Linked DNA regions of Homo sapiens: region 2 is linked to region 1. Evidence: read pairs that join two places in POLR2A ChIA-PET (ENCODE). Cell type or tissue: CD4-positive, alpha-beta T cell. All regions are shown on one strand.

Evidence for each region. Peaks named below come from ENCODE experiments on the same cell type or tissue, not always from the same donor. Only the 100,000 strongest peaks of a DNase experiment are listed, where the experiment ranks them.
Region 2: POLR2A ChIA-PET joins it to region 1 with 8 read pairs; 3 of 35 experiments call an interaction of 5 or more read pairs at or near these places.

The regions. Positions count from the first base shown.
Region 1 is chr3:194,301,979-194,309,978 of GRCh38, forward strand. It overlaps LINC00887 (long intergenic non-protein coding RNA 887), which reads right to left. Exons shown (of 3, transcript NR_024480.1): 2 at 3,779-4,049; 3 at 1-1,759. Among named protein-coding and RNA genes, the nearest start is that of LINC00887, 6.8 kb to the right of the region's middle. RefSeq lists enhancers at 4,934-5,173, 5,684-5,833, 7,387-7,436. In CD4-positive, alpha-beta T cell, no CTCF peak of the experiment used is centred here; DNase peaks (open chromatin) are centred at 4,523, 4,803 and 5,283; H3K4me3 peaks cover 828 bases; H3K27ac peaks cover 442 bases.
Region 2 is chr3:193,819,559-193,827,558 of GRCh38, forward strand. No RefSeq gene overlaps it. Among named protein-coding and RNA genes, the nearest start is that of LINC02038, 20 kb to the right of the region's middle. RefSeq lists an enhancer at 1-501. In CD4-positive, alpha-beta T cell, no CTCF peak of the experiment used is centred here; no DNase peak of the experiment used is centred here.

The DNA of each region.
Region 1 (8,000 bases):
CCAGACCTCTGCAAGATGTCAACAAGGACCCTCCAACAACTAGTAATAAAGGAACACATTCATTTACTAAGCACTGACATTTTGAAGGGTAAATTCTGGTGAACGACACCCACTCATCCCTCTGACTCCTACTCTTAGCTAATGACCCTGACAGTCAAGTTGCTTTTGTACCTGCTGTTCCTTCTGCCTAGAGCACCTTCCTCCTCTTTAAGGACAGGCAATATAGACACCAATTCATCCAGGAAGCCCTCCTGATAACCCCCAACTAAGGGAACGTCGACATCCACCACTTCATTCATTCAGCTAAAGCTTACTGAGCACACACCATGTGGCAGACACGAGGGACACAGTGGTGAACAAAACAGACAAAATATACTGCCCTCGCGGAGCTTATATTCTAGTGCATGGAAATGAACAATAAGCAAAATAAACAAGGGAAACACATAGTGTATTAAGATAGAGGAGAATCGGTGGGGGCGGCCCACCCTGGCAGGAAAGTATATTGATAACAGAATTTAGAATTGCTGGTGTGCGGGGCTCATAAAGAGCAAACCCACTTTGAGTTTATTTCACGATTATTTTCAAATTCTCTACAGATGACGCACCTCCTTAGGTCCTGCTCCCAGTCACCATTGAATCAGAATGCCACTGGATTAAAGAGTGACAGGTCAAAGGGAGGAAGCAGAGCAAGGATGGAGAAGGAGGAATGGGTGTTGAACGGGCTGCAATTTTAAATAGGATGGTTAGGGAGGGAGCCGTCACTAAGGTGACAACGTGAGTAAAGATCTTGGAGGGAGGCCGGGCGCGGTGGTTCACACCTGTAATCCCAGCGCTTAGGGAGGCCGAGGCGGGCGGATCACGAGGTCAGGAGATCAAGACCATCCTGGCCAACATGGTGAAACCCCGTCTCTACTGAAAATACAAAAAAAATGAGCTGGGTATGGTGGCTGGTGCGTGTAGTCCCAGCTACTCGGGAGGCTGAGGCAGGAGAATGACGTGAACCTGGGAGGCAGAGCTTGCAGTGAGCAGAGATTGCACCACTGCGCTCCAGCCTGGGCGACAGAGCGAGACTCCGTCTCAAAAAAAAAAGGTCTTGGAGGGAAAGAGTTCCAAGCAGAAGAAACAGTAAGTGCAAACATTGTGAGGCAGGAGAGAGTAAGCACAGAGGAGAGCAGTGAGAGAACCAGAGAGAACAGGGACATGGACCACATGGTCCTTTGGAATGAATGTGGCTGACAGAGTGAGACGGGAGGGAAAAGATGGGATCTGACTTACTTTTTGAAAGGATTACTCTGGAAGCTGTGTGCAGAAGAGTCTGAAGGCAGGGTTGGAACTTACTGGGAAATGACGAGAACAGGGAGAGCCAGCTAGGAGACTCACCGGACTCCAGCCAAGAGCCAAAGGTGGGTTGGACAAGGGGAGGGCAATAGTGGTGACGAGAAGTGTCTGATTTGGAAACGATGCCTCAGTCGAAGGGAGATAGGAACCTAAGAATCAAAGGGGACACAAAGGATTTTTGGACTCGCCATTGGCTGAGATGGGAAATCTGTGGGCAAGAAGGGGTCTGTGTGTGGGCGGGGTGGGCAGGAGCTCAGCTCAGGATGAAATGTCTGTTACCTGCCAAGCAGGATGTCTTAGAGGCAGTGGATTCTCAGCATACACAACTCTGAGAGTCAGCAGAGAAGTCTAATTTAAAGATGAGTGATGGAGAGTTCCAAGGATTGAGCCTTGATGTTCTTTGTCATTCCTTCGCAGGAATCTGAAGAGAAGATGGCAAAAGAGTCTGAGAGGCAGTGGCCAGAAGGAGAAGGAAAGCAGGTGGATGTGAAGAAAGTGTTCAACGTGGAGGGAGGAACCAGCCATGTCAAATGATGCTGACAGCCAGGCAAGATGAGGACCAAGAAATGTCCACTGCATTTAGCAAAATGAGGACATTGGTGACCTTGACAAGAACAGTGTCAGGGATGACAGTGTGATTGGGGTGGATTCAAGGGAGAATGGGAGGAGAGAATTTGGAGATGATGAGTCCAGACAATCATTTTGGAAGTGGTAAGAACTGGGGCCATTCTCCTGGGGGAGGAAGTGGGGTCAAGACAAGGTATCTTTACATGGGAGAGATGGCAACATGGTAGCATGCTGCTAGGAGAGACCCCATAGAGAGGGAAAGATTGATGGTGCAAGGGACAGAAGGGAGACACTGGAGCGATGTCCTTGAGCAGCCAGGAGGGCATGGGATGAATGTTGCAGGGGGAGGGGCTGGCCTGAGCCATGGCGTGAAAAGTTCATCCACAGAACAGGAGAGGGACAGACACAAAACGCGGGCATGCGGTGAGGCAGCGGGTGAGGTGGGGACAGATGCTCGTGAGCATCTCTTCTGATTGCTTTTATCTTCTTCGTGAAGTAGGAAGCTGAGGCATCACCCGAGAAGAAGGCTCAGCGAGTCCGTGTAAGGCAAGCGGGACTGTAAGCTCCATGAGGACAGGAACCTTGTCTCTTGTTCGCCATCGCCCCGCTGTGTGAGCACAGTGCTAGGGATGTACTAGGTGTTCAAAAGGCATATATTGGATGATGAGCTAATGAATGGCAAAATGGGCAGATTATCACAGTACCTGAAACCACAGGACCTCACCCTAAATGGGCACAGGCCAGATGCCCAGTGCTTTTTTTTTTTTTTTTTTTTTGAGATGTGGTCTCACTCTGTTGCTCAGCCTGGAGTGCAGTGGCGCAATCACCAACCACTGCAGCCTCGACTTCCTGGGTTCAGGCAATCCTCCCACCTCAGCTTCCTGAGCAGCTGGGACTACAGGTGTGCACCACCACACCCAGCTAATTTTTGTACTTTTTGTAGAGACAGGGCTTTGCCATGTTGCCCAGGCTGTTATCGAATTCCTGTGCTCAAGTGATCCACCCACCTCCACCTCCAAAAATGCTGGGATTACAGGCGTGAGCCACCATGCCTAGCCTGCCCGGTGCTATTCTGATTCATACACTTATATTTATAGCCATCAAATCTCAGGGCTTCCTTGGGTCCCTGGGCGACCTCTGGCCAGTCTCTTTCCTGCTCTTGCCTCTCTCACCGAGCTTAGAAGAGGCTAGGCTTAGGGCTTCTTGTAAAATGACCAGCTTTCTCTAATTGAAGACCAGGGTACCCTATCACATTTGTATCTATTCTTTGCTCTTTTTCTCTTTCCTAGTGACCCTCATGTTGTCATATTTGTTGCCAAGCTCACTAAGGAGGGCACCACGGGACCAGGGTTGTCACCTCTAGGCAGAGGGGAAGCTTGAAAATGACAACACATGGCCCTAGGATGTTCATAGGCACCATCACAATTCAACTGCTTCCTCAAGGCCCAGGGAATATTTTTCTTTGCAAACTACTAGTATTCTATCAGTATGACTAGTAGTTTAAATTGTTTGGAATCTTCTGGTCCAAGGCAGAGCTGTGGGGCTGTGGAGGCAAAGTCCTGCCTGAAATGGGACCCCCTGCAGGGTGCCTGAAGTCTAAGGGTCTGGGTCCTCAGCCACGGATCACACAGCCTGGAGCCTGTGAGTGGGGAGCCCCTGCCACACTTCCCTCAGCCAGAATCCTAAACCCGCAGGAGTCCCGGGGCTCTGCGACACTCTCTAGCCCAACTCTCTTCAACACCAAACCCCTTATGCATCTGTCAGATGGTCCTTCAACTTCTGGGTGAAGTGCCGGTTTAAAAGTGAACTGCCAGAGAAGCAGTCGCTCCAGATGTCTTCAAAGGCCAGTGTCTGTAACCCCATCTGTTCTTACCTCAAAGGCCAGGCTCCCATCCATCATGATGGGGAGAGGTGGGAAAGGGCTGGCTGGTCCTGTCAACTCCGATAAACAGGTGAAACACTGGCCAGGTGTTCCTGGAACTGGGATCTCCCCTTTTCTCTCCCATGCTGAGCTGCTTCTTGGAAACATTCGCAAGAGGGTGACAGTCTTCCCTCCAGATCCCTTCTTCGTCCCCAGGGCACCAGAATAGCAGCTGACAGCCCCAGCACAAGTCCTTGGATTCTTTGTCATGTTTAAGAGGAGGCTGGCGGGTGGAAGATGGGAGAGGAATCCAATTATTTAGTCAATAAACATGTATTGAGAAGCCAGTGTGTGCCCGGCACCCTTCAAGATGCTTGGGATATCTGAGTGAATGAAACCCACAGGATCTGCTGCCTGTGGGGCTTGCATTCTAGTGAGGGGAAAGGTCAGAGTTCAGGCAGAGTCTTCCTGACACAACGGGCTTCCCTTCCCCCAGGGCAAGAGGGATCCAGCCAGGCTCCTGCTGGGCCAGTGGATCAGTCCCCGATCCACTCCCAGAGCAAGCAGCCGCAGTCAGCAGAGACCCCACCCTCCAGATCTGCCAAGCACATCGGCTGACTCCAGCCCCCAGAGCCACAGAGCCACTCAGCAATCAAGGAGAGTAGCTCCCAGCCACGGTTGGTGGCAACCCCAGGGCCCGCTGTGGGGGATGCTGTGGGTCCACTCCCTGCCACCTGCTTCCTGCCTGTGTAGCCACAAGGGAAATACCACCTTCTGAGAAGGGGGAGCCTGTCACCCAGATAAGCAGGTTTTGTGGGCCGCTTCCACAGGAAAACATGCTTTCTAAGAAGCCAGTCTCCTTCCTCTCGTTGTTTTCCTGGCAAGCAGAAGCAGCGTGAACACCTGCAGATCGCAGCGAGATGAGGTGGATTAAAGTAAACTCTCCTTACTGTTAAAACGCCCAGCATCCCCTCAAATGCTGGGGGTGGCTTCCCAAATATAATCTTTTTAGAGAAAAAAAAATGCCCACATCTACCACTGTTTGCAAGCAATTCAGACAACTTAGGTGTGTCTTCTCCCTGTTGCGGGCAATGAAAAAGAGGCTGCTGACATCTGTTTCCTTTAAGAAACTTGTAAAAAAATCCTCATGCAGATGCGCACGGTTGCTTGGCTATGAGCAAAGCAGCATGCCGTTCCTGACCATCCATGGGCCCCTCCTAACCTGAGCACTTGCTGGGGCCAGAAGACCCCTGCCCCAGGAGCTGGCAAGGGGGTACATGGTTCGAGGGTGGGTTTCTAGCTCCTAGGGTGGACCTTTGACCCAACCAACTCCTAATCAGCAAAAGCCAAACGAGACAAAACCACTGTGGGGAAACTTCTCCCTTTTTAAGCCCCAGCTTGTATAAATTAATTCTTTGTATACAACCATGAAAGGAGATCTGAGGTGAAACACAAGTCACCCCAATGGTGTAATGAACTTTCTGAAGCTTAAAAAAAGTCATCAAAACACGGAGGCAGTTGGGTGAGACATTTCCTCCAATGCAAAATCAGTTTCTACATCAATGATTCTCAGAATGGGGTAAGGTGGCAGGGGAGAGAGTATAATGAGTTTAGTGGCTTTTTCAAACTACCTGTGTGCCACTCCCATCCTCAATTCTAGAGATTCTGGCACACGCCCCAGGAAGCCTCTCCTGACCGAGAACTCCCGTCATGGTGAGTTCTTCTTACTCAGTGGTTCTTAAAGATGAGCTTGCACCAGAAGCACCTGCAGGGCCCGGTAAAGCCCAAACCGCTTGTTCCCACCCCCAGTTTCTGATTCAGTAATCCTGGGGTGGGGTCCAGAATTTGCATTTCTAACAAGTTCCTAGGCGATGCTGTTGCTGGTACCAGGGACTGCACCAAAAATCCTCCAGGTGTTTTGAGGCAGAAGATAATTAAGAACAACTGGGTTGAAAAGAAATTATTTGCTGTGTATTGCAAAAGAACAAAATCAAACCTCTTTGTAGCACCTCTTGATGCTGATGGCATGGCGGTACACTGAAGTATTGTGGGGGAAATGGCTGAGACCCCAAGGCTAGAGATAAACACATGACCCAGATTGTAGCTCCATCCCCCCCACTTGCAGATCTCGGACAGGCCAGAGAGTCCCCGCTGTGAGATAAAGTTTGGGGTTGTCAGCTGCTCATTTAGCTAGAGCACCGATGAAAGGAGAATAGGGCATGGATTCCATCTCCACATGGGTCAGGAAGCTTGTCCTGTCCTGTGGCTGTGGGCAGTGGCTTATCAGGGGTCGATCCTCAGGCCACTGAGCAGAAGAATGCAAGGGCAGCCACCCCTCACCAATGAGGCTACTCAGTGCCCACGCTCGACCCACCCCAGCTATGGCAGAAACTTTCCACCCAGAAGGAAAGGCCCCATTATTAGAATTCAGAAGGGACTTTGTGGCAACCAAACTTACAGCGTATATGCCAACGTCATGCCACACCCCAAAGGTCAGTGATGGTGCCAGTCATGATCTAGAAAGAAACTGGGCCTGCGGTTCCAGGGAAGAAAACCCACAGTCTGGGAAAAGTAGAATTTGAGAATTAACTTTGATTTCCTATTAATTCTTATCCCACATGGGATTACACTGTCTGGTAATTATAAGTGTGGGGTGGGGAAATCGATTCCTGTACTTCCTCCATAGAAGGGAACTTGTTTGTCAGAACTTCCAGGGCCTAGCACAGCCCTGGAACACACTAGGTCCTCAGTTAATGATAAATCTTTTACAGTCAGTGCCTCCCAGAGGGGAGAAAATACCATCAAAAGTCAGGACTTTGGGAGCCTGGGAACCTAGTGTTCATCTTAGAGAAGCTCAATGCCGTCTAGCACGGAATTCTGCAGCCGTGGAGCAAAGATTCCTTCCCCTAATTCTGTTGGCTTGCCTGGCTCTGCTCCTGAATATTTAATTGGAGTAATTAAGCCTATCACCAACAGGCTGTCAGTCCCAGCATTCAAAAACTCTCCTGTTGTTCTTCCAAAGAGTTAATGATCTTCAGGCCTTGAAAAGATCCTGCATTTTTGGCTGGTTATCAAAATCAACTAGAGAAGAGCTGATTTCAGGATGCTGACAGCCTTGCTCTCTTGCTCTGTGGTGGGGGCTGTGCTGGGCTAGGGGAAGAGGACTTGCATTCATACCCACAGACATTCCCACACACACACACATACGTGCACATCAACACCAACACCAAAACTTAGGTGTTCACTGATTTCATGAGGCGATTCATTTTCTGCTGGGTGGGGTGGGGTAGTGGTGTGGTGCAGCGTTAATGATTCCTGAGACATGTCCTGTCTTGTATGTTTATACCTCTGCAGTTAGCCTTTCTTCTTTTTTGCCCCCGATCCTACTCAAAGTACCCTTAAGTATGGAATGCATGATGAACAGGCCAGATGATTCTATCAGTTCTCTTGGAGTTTCCTATATTCTATTCTACCCCTCAAGATCACTTTCACTTCCCAGACTAGTCATTACGATGCCCTAAATGCTGGTTAAGGGTCATGACAAAAAAAAAAAAAATCCAGCTGAAAACTACTTGGCCATTTTGCATAAAACTGGGGTCAACCCACTGGTCTGTTGTATCACTTGACAGGAGCCCCTTAGGAAATCTCTTTTAGAGCTCAAAAGCCAGGTGAATTTTATCTCTCCTAAGAAATCCACTTACTTTTCCCTGTTTTATTTTTGTCTTGGCTGCCAAGAGCCTCAGAGTTAAATTTAATAACAGTTTTAGGTTTTGTATATTTACTTCCCTCCTTCTTCCTGTGGTCCTGAAAATAAGATAACTATTTTAATAATCTTACTGAATGTATTTTCTTTGTTGTAAGGCATGCAATTTTTTTTTCTTTTTTAGAAAACACAAGCTATCAATGATCTTAGTGTAAAATAAGTGCAGGATCCTGCACTCAGAGGGAAAGCCAATTGCATACAGAATGATGATTCCCTATAAACAAAAATTCCTGAATAAGATTAAGAGGGTCATAGTGGGCCACAAGCTGACAGTGCAACAGTAACCCTGTGCAGGGAAGCGGGTGGTCCCTAAGAGACCAGGCTTCTGAGTGTATGCTATCTTATTTCAGCCCTCCATGAAGCTTCGTGGTTTAGCTTTACAATGGCCCCTAGAGAAGATCTTACTAAGAGCTGTAGAAAAAGGTTGCGTTGTGCTTAACTGCAATCCTTTCACATGTGAGAGCAAGCTAA
Region 2 (8,000 bases), 480 kb before region 1:
GGAGTAATATAATCTGATTTTTACTTTAAGAGGTATTCTCTGACTTTCGTTAGAATGGACTGGAAAATGGGACGGGGGAATAGAAACCGGAAGGGGAGGTAAGTGGCTGTTGAAGTTCCAGGTGGGAGAAGGTGGCTGGACTGAGGAAGGCAGCAGCAGAGCTGAAGAAATGCATGTCTAGAACTTCCCTGTTTATACTCGGGCCTCTTGAGAACAGGGAATGTGCTTTACCCATTTGCCTGCCTTCTTCAGTCAAGCTTCATGAGTGGTAACACCCAGCAGCTGTAATTCTCTCAGTTCCCACTCGCATATTCATCTGCAGCAGCCTGGTTCTGCCCTGCAGTTCTATTGGAACTGCTCTGTCAGAGACCACCTGGGATCCTCACAGAGTAAAATAACCTCATTTAAAAATTCTGTCTCGCCACTTCTATTCAACATGGTATGGGGGTCCTAGCCGGTTTAATAAGTCATGCAAAAAACAAGGCATACACCTTGGAACAGAAGAAATAAAACCATTTTTTTGTGAACAATGTGATCATATATGTAGAAAATCCTAAGGAATTTTCAAAAAGCTACTAGAACTGATAAATGAATTCGACAGTGTCTCAGAATATAAGGTTAATATGTAGAAATCAATTGTATTCCTATATGCCGGCAAAGAACAACCCAAAAAATAAAACTTCAGAAATTCCATTGACAGTAGCATAAAAATATTTAGGAATAAATTTAATAAAAGATATTTTAGACTTATACACTGAAAACTACAACATATTGCTGAGAGAAATTAAAGAATACCTGAATAAACAGAGAGATATGCCATGTTATTGCTTGGAGGTCTCAATGTTTTTAATTAAAGATGGTAATTATTTTTAAATTAATCTATATATTTAATGAAATCACAATAAAAATCCCAGTAGACATTTTTGTAGGAATTGACAAGCTGATCCTAAAATTCATTTGAAAAGACAAATAACCTAGATTAAACAGAACAATTAAAAAAATTTTTTTTAATTGTGGTAAAATACACACGAAATTTACCAACTTAATAATTTTTAAGCTTACAGTTTAGCAATGTTAAGTATATTATCATTGGCCTGCAGCGAATCTCCAGAACTTCTCATCTTCCCAAACTATGTTTAATAAACTTCATTTTATTTTATTTTTTGAGACAGAGTCTTACTCTATTGCCCAGGCTGGAGTGCAGTGGCATGATCTCAGCTCACTGCAACATTCACTTCCCGGGCTCAAGCAATCCTCCCACCTCAGCCTCCTGAGTAGCTGGGACTACAGGCATGCACCATCATGCCCAGCTAATTTTTGTACTTTTTTGTAGAGACGGGGTTTTGCCATGTTGCCCAGGCTGGTCTCCTGGGCTCAAGGAATCCGCCTGCCTCCTGGGCTCAAGAGATCTGCAGAGATCTACCCACCTCAGCCTCCCAAAGCACTGGGATTATAGGTGTAAGCCACCACACCCAGCCTAAATTCAACATCCTTTAACTTCCCATTCCCCTCGACTCTCAACTCCTGGCAACCATCATTCTAATTTCTGTCTCTAAGGAAATGACAACTCTAGTTACCTCACATAAGTGGAATTATACATTTGTCTTTTTGTGATGGACTTACTTCATTTCACATGACCTCGATATTTAACCACATTGTAGTATGTGTCAAAATTTCCTTCTTTTTATAGTCCACTGTGTGTGTATGTATGTATGTATGTATGTATGTGTATGTATGTATGTATGTATGTGTATACATACCACATTTTGTTTTTTCATTTGTAGATGGACACTTGAGTTGCCTCCACCCTTTGGCTATTGTGAATAATGCTGCTATGTACATGGGTATACAAATATCTCTTCCAGCCCCTTTGATTCTTTTGGGTATATATGCAGAAGTAGAATTGCTGAGTCATATGGTAATTCTATTTCTAATACGTGAGGAAACACCATACTATTTTTCAAAGTAGCTGCATCATTTAATTTTCCACCAACAGTATACAAGGGATCTAGTTTCTCTATATCCTCACTGACATGTTATTATGATTATTTTTGATAGTAGCCATCCTAATGGGTGTGAGGTGGTAGCTCAGTGAGGTTCTGATTTGCATTTCTTTACTGGTTAGTTACATTTGAGCATCTTTAATGTGCTTATTGGACATTTGTATATCTTCTTTGGAAAAACATCTATTTGTCCTGTGACACAAAACAATTTTTTTAAATAATCAAGTTAACAATTTATGCTACCTGATTATAAGACTTACTATAAAACTCAGTAATTAACAGTGTGGTATTAGATAACAATGAATCAATAGAGTGGAATTGAGAGTCTAGAAATAGATCCTTACTTTTATATGGTCAAATAATTTTGATAAAGATACCAGGGTAATTCAATAGGGAAAAACATAGTCTATTTTTATAAGTGATCTTGAAATCACTGAATAGTTATAAAAGATATTACTCTTGACCCTTTCCTTATACCATATACAAAAATTAATTCAAAATGGATTACAGGACTAAAACTATAAAACTTCTAGGAGAAAGTGAAGAAATTTTTTTTTAATAATTTTGGGTTAAGCAGATTCCTTAGGAAGCAGAAAATACAAATTATAAAAGAAAAAAACTTAGTCATTAGGCTTCATCGAAATTTAAAAATTTGTTCAGTGACAGGAAATGAAAGGTCACGGATTGGGAGAAAATATTTGCAAACTATCTGATTTGAATTAAGAATATATAAAGAACCCTTATAACTTAATAGCAAGAGAAACTACCCAATTAAAAGATTGGCAAAAGATATGAACAAATGTTTCACCAAAGAAGATATATGAATAGTCCAAAAGCACATAAAAAATGTTCAACACCACTGGTATTAGGGCAATACAAATTAAAATTAAAACCACAATAAGATCTAATTATATGCCTGCTAGGAAAATTAAAAAACAAAACAAAACAATATGGAGTGTTGATAAAGGCATAGAGAAACTGGGATCCTTGTAAGTTGCTAGTGGAAAGGTAAAATGGTAGAGCCTTTTTGCAAAAGTTTGGCATTTTCCTTTAAAAGTAAACACGTGCTTGCCATGCAACCCAGCAATTCTGCCCCTAGGTATTCACCCAAGAGAAATGAAAATCTGTGTCCTACCAAAGAGTTGTAAGTCAATATCCGTTGCAGGATTATTCATCATAACACTAAATGGAAGCAATGGCAATGTCTGTCAGTTGATGAATGGTTAAACAAAATGTGGTCTATTCATACAGTGAAAAACTATGCTCCAGAAGAAAGAAATATGTTACAAATTCAGGCAACAACATGAAGAAATCTCAAAAACAGGTTAAAAGAAAGAAGGCAGACACAAAGGACTACATGATTCCATTTGTATGAAATTTCTAAAAATGGCAAAACTCTAATGATAAAAGCATATCTGTGGTTGTCTGGGGCTGGTCTTGGGATCAGGGATCAACGGCAAAGTGGTGTGAGGGAAATTTTTGTGGCAATGAAAATGTTTTAAAACTTGAGTGTGGTAGTGGTTACAGGACTGTATAAATTCACTAAAACTCAGTGACCCATATGCTTCAAATGAATGAATTTTATGGCATGTAATTTATGCCACAGTAAATTGGTTTAGAAAAGTCTTTTAATACATGAAACACCTACTAAAACAAATGAATTAAAAAAAAAAACCCCCACAAAACTCTTGGCTTTGAATGACTGTGGTTCTGCCCTTTCCTGGTTCTCCTCATGCCTCCGGGATGAGTTGCAGTCTCTTTCATGGAACGCTCTCTTCTGCTAACCCGGTAATGAGTGTTGCCTCTCAGGATCCAGCCTTTGGCCACTGCTTTCTAATGCCAGAGCTCCTCTCTGCATCATTTCACTCATACTCCTGCTTTTCACAATGATCAAGTGACTGTCAGGGGTATGTTCCTATCCTGACCTCTTCTCTGAGCTTCAGACTCATTGATTCAGGTGGTTTTGTTTTTGTTAGTGTTTTTTTTTTTTTTCCTTCAGGATATCATTAGCTGGTGCCTGTGATAATGGACACCACATACTCCATTGATACAACATTTGACTCATCTTTCTCCTCCTTTACCTTCTCTTCCTCTCACATCCTTCATCTGTCTTAGTGTCACCACCATCCACACAAACATTCAAGCTAGAAATGTGAGGGTCAAATATATATCAATCACCAGACCTGGGTTTTGTTTTGTTTTGTTTTTTTTGAGACGGAGTCTCACTCTGTCGCCAGGCTGGAGTGCAGTGGCGCGATCTCGGCTCACTGCAACCTCCGCCTCCTAGGTTCAAGCGATTCTCGTGCCTCAGTATCCTGAGTAGCTGGGATTACAGGCATGCACTGCCACCGTGTCCAGCTAATTTCTGTATTTTCAGTAGAGGCGGGTTTTCACCATGTTGGCCAGGCTGGTCTCAAACTCCTGACTTTGTGATCTGCCCACCTCCGCTTCCCAAAGTGCTGGGATTACAGGTGTGAGCCACCATGCCAGACCCAGACCTGGTTTTTATTTTATTTTTGTTTTAAAATAAAGTTTACATAGAAAAAAATGCTCAGGTTTTAATGTTTAGTATGATTAATTTTGACAATCATACACATTCATGTCATAATCCTCAAAATAAAATATAAGACATTTCTATTCTTTGAGGAAGTTCCCTCATGCCTCTAACTGGTCAACAACCCCCCACCTAACACCCCAAAACACTTACATAAACCCACAAACTGGTGTCTAACATTATATATTCGTTTGTCTACATTTGGATTTCATGTAAATGGAATCATACAGTGTGTACTATTCTGGGTCTGGTTTCCTTCACTTCCCATAATGGTTTTGCCAGTCATCCATGTTACACTGAATATATAAATAGTTTGTTCCTTTCTATTGCTTAGTGATATTCCATTATATGGACATACCATAGGTTGTTTATCCATGTACTTCCTGGTGGACATCTGGGTTGCTGCCAGTTCTTCAATATTTGAATAAGACTGCCATAAACATTCTTTACAATTTTATTGGGAACATATTTTTCTTATACAAGTCTGTATAAACATAGTTTTCTTGGGCAAATACCTAGCAGTGGAATTGCTTGCTTATAGGGTAGATGTACACTTATAAGACACTCTCAGAGTCCTTCAAAGAGTTTCTGCCATTGGCCTCTCCCACCAGCAGTGCATGAGAGTTCCAGGTTCCTCACATTCCCACCAGCACTTGGTATGATCATTTGTTTTGATTTTAGCCATTCTAAGGGGTATGAACTGCTGTCTTACTGTAGTTTTAACTCGCATTTCCCTGATATTTAATGTTGAACACTCTTTCATGTGCTTAATTGGGCATTATCTTCTTTTGTGAAGTGCCTGTTCAAGTCTTTTGACCCTTGCCTTATTGAATCATTTGTCTCTGTATCTTCTATTTGTTGGACAGTCTTGTTAATTTTTAAATCCAAAATATTTCTCCTTTTGGTCCCTTCCTTTCCACCCTGCTACCACTGAGCTAGCTCAGGGTCTTCTCATGTCTCGACTAAACAATTCTGACTCGTTTCTTTGCCACTAGTCCTACCCTCTTGTTTATGATGCCTTTGATGCAGGCAGAAAAATCTCTATAAATCAATCTATGTCATCCCTCTGTTTCCCATAACCAACAGGAAAACATCAGGCATTTCAGGTGACAATCAGGCCCCTCGTGTGTGTTCAGAGTGACTTCCTCAGCCTCATCTCCCTACACGCCCAGTCTCCTGATTTGCTGATGAGTAGTGCTAATCATTTGTACTTGGTGCTCTTCTTTTCCTTCCTCTTAAGAGTCAGGCCAATGACATCCCTTCTCGGAAGCCTTCTGTAAAGCCCCAGCCCGAGCTAGGTCCCTCCTCTGTGCTCCCTAAGCAATGGGGCATCCATCCACACAGTCCCAACCTGTGGCAAGAGCACAGCAAGTGCTGGCTCACTGAACGAGGCATCGATTTCCTAGACTGTGATATCAGGAAAAAGCTGCTCATGGTTTTAACAATGACAAAAGTGTGTGTGGAGAGATAGGCAGAAGCGGGTGAGATGAATAGGCCGAGTTCCCTCGAGTCACACCGCAGGCACCCTCTCTGCCGGGAAGAGTGGGAGTGTGGGGAAGGGCTGTTTGCTGTGCCCACCCTGTGGAGCAGTGCCCTCTGGGCTCTCCCTGTCCTGGTGACTGAGTCCCAGCAGTGGCCTGAGTCCATGACAGAGGGGCCTGGGGAGCTGAAGGTGATCTGCTGCCTGTGAGCCCCAGGCTGTGCTACCCAGCTCTCTTGCTTGTCACCTTGCTAAAGACACAGCAAAGAGACCCCTCTTCTGTTCAACGGCCAGAGGCACAGTGTGGAGACTCCAAATCCAACTTGCAGGCACGCAGAACGATTCTGCCTTTGTCCCTTCTCTCTCATTTTGGAGACCCCTGAGGGAGTTTGTTGTTAATCTGCCCACCTCTGATGCCAGTCTTCCCCGTTCACATTTAAGCATGTTTGAATAAGAAGCCAGGTGTTGGCGTTAGCAGCTCATTAAGTTATAGTAAGAGGAGGGAGGAATCGAAGACTCCCAGGCAGAGAGTGAAGCTTAGAAGATCAGGCCCTCCACCCTCCTCCATGCTTGGTTCTTCTCCACAGCGTCTTTGTTTAGTGGGCTCTCCACCCCGACTGAAATCCCTGCAATGACAGGAACTCACCACCTCCTGGTACATCCCACTCCACCTGGGACAGCTCTGACAAGGACAGGACTTCGCAATTTCGAGCTGCAATCGGTCCCCCTACGTATCCCCACCATAGTCCTGTTCTATGGTGGGCCCCCTCTGGGGCCCCAGAGAACAAAGTATGGGTCTTCCCCATGGCAGTCTCTCAGGTATGTGAAACCAGCCTTTCTGTTCTCCAAGGCTTTTCTTCTCCAGGCCAAAGGCCCTCCACTCCTACAAATCTTTTCCATGTGACATGGTTTCAGTTTCCCTCAGCAACCACCCTGCTGTTACCATGCCAGCTGCAAACTTGCCTTGGCCTCCAGGGGACTCACAGCTTGGACATTCTCATTATCCTCCCGAGTCGAGTCATCTCCCCAACTCAGCGTTTTTTATTTTGTTGTTTTCACTCAGTTGATCATATTCTTGGCAAATAGACGTAGGCTATCAGCTGACTCAGCCGCAGAATCAGCAGAAAGGACTGTGTCTCCTTCACCTCTGTCTCCCCTGCGGCACCCACTACAGTCCTTGGGAATGGGTGGCTGCTAAGAAAAGGTTTGTGAAACTGAGTTGAATGGAGAGGGTTGGCTGGAGACCTGAAAGAGGATTTTTAAAGGCCCAGGTCTCATCATCAACGTGGCCACTCACTAGGTGGTGGAAGGAATGTAGAAAGGATCCTTCCAGCTAAAGCAGGTCCGTGGCGCACCTGCTATGGGTGGTTTCTGTGCCAGATTCTACACTAGAAACATAGCAGTCCACCTTCCCTTCTTTGAAGACAGCACAGGATCCACATCACACCCTCTTTATCCCCTTCTTGAAACGTGTGTCTCAGAAAAAGTGTTTAAATAAACCAGTTTGAAGAGCCCATTCTTGTATTTGGGATTCATATGTATATTAACAACCCCGTGGAAAGGCAAAATGTTGTTATCTGCCTCCTGGAGAGCTTAGATCTCCCAGGAGATCTGTGGCTTGTCTGATGTTGCCTACAGTGCCACTGGCCCCTTTTCTCTTCAAACTAAACTGTCAGGAAGATTAGCAATACCAGGCAGGCCCTCACAAATCATGGAGCGGAGGACAGGCTGTCCCAGCACGGATCCTGCAACTGAGGTCAGCCACAGAGCTTCCCATTTTTGCCATCAATTTCTTTAAGCCTGTCTCTCTGGAACCCAGAGCCCACATTTGCAATGAGCCCTAGAGGCTCTTACGAGTTGGAAGCGGTCACTTGATATTGATTTAGGGCCCTTGGGTTTCTGGAAGCATGCCAAATCTGAAGCAGGAAAAAAAATCTCATCGCCAAGAAGACTTTGGGATAAA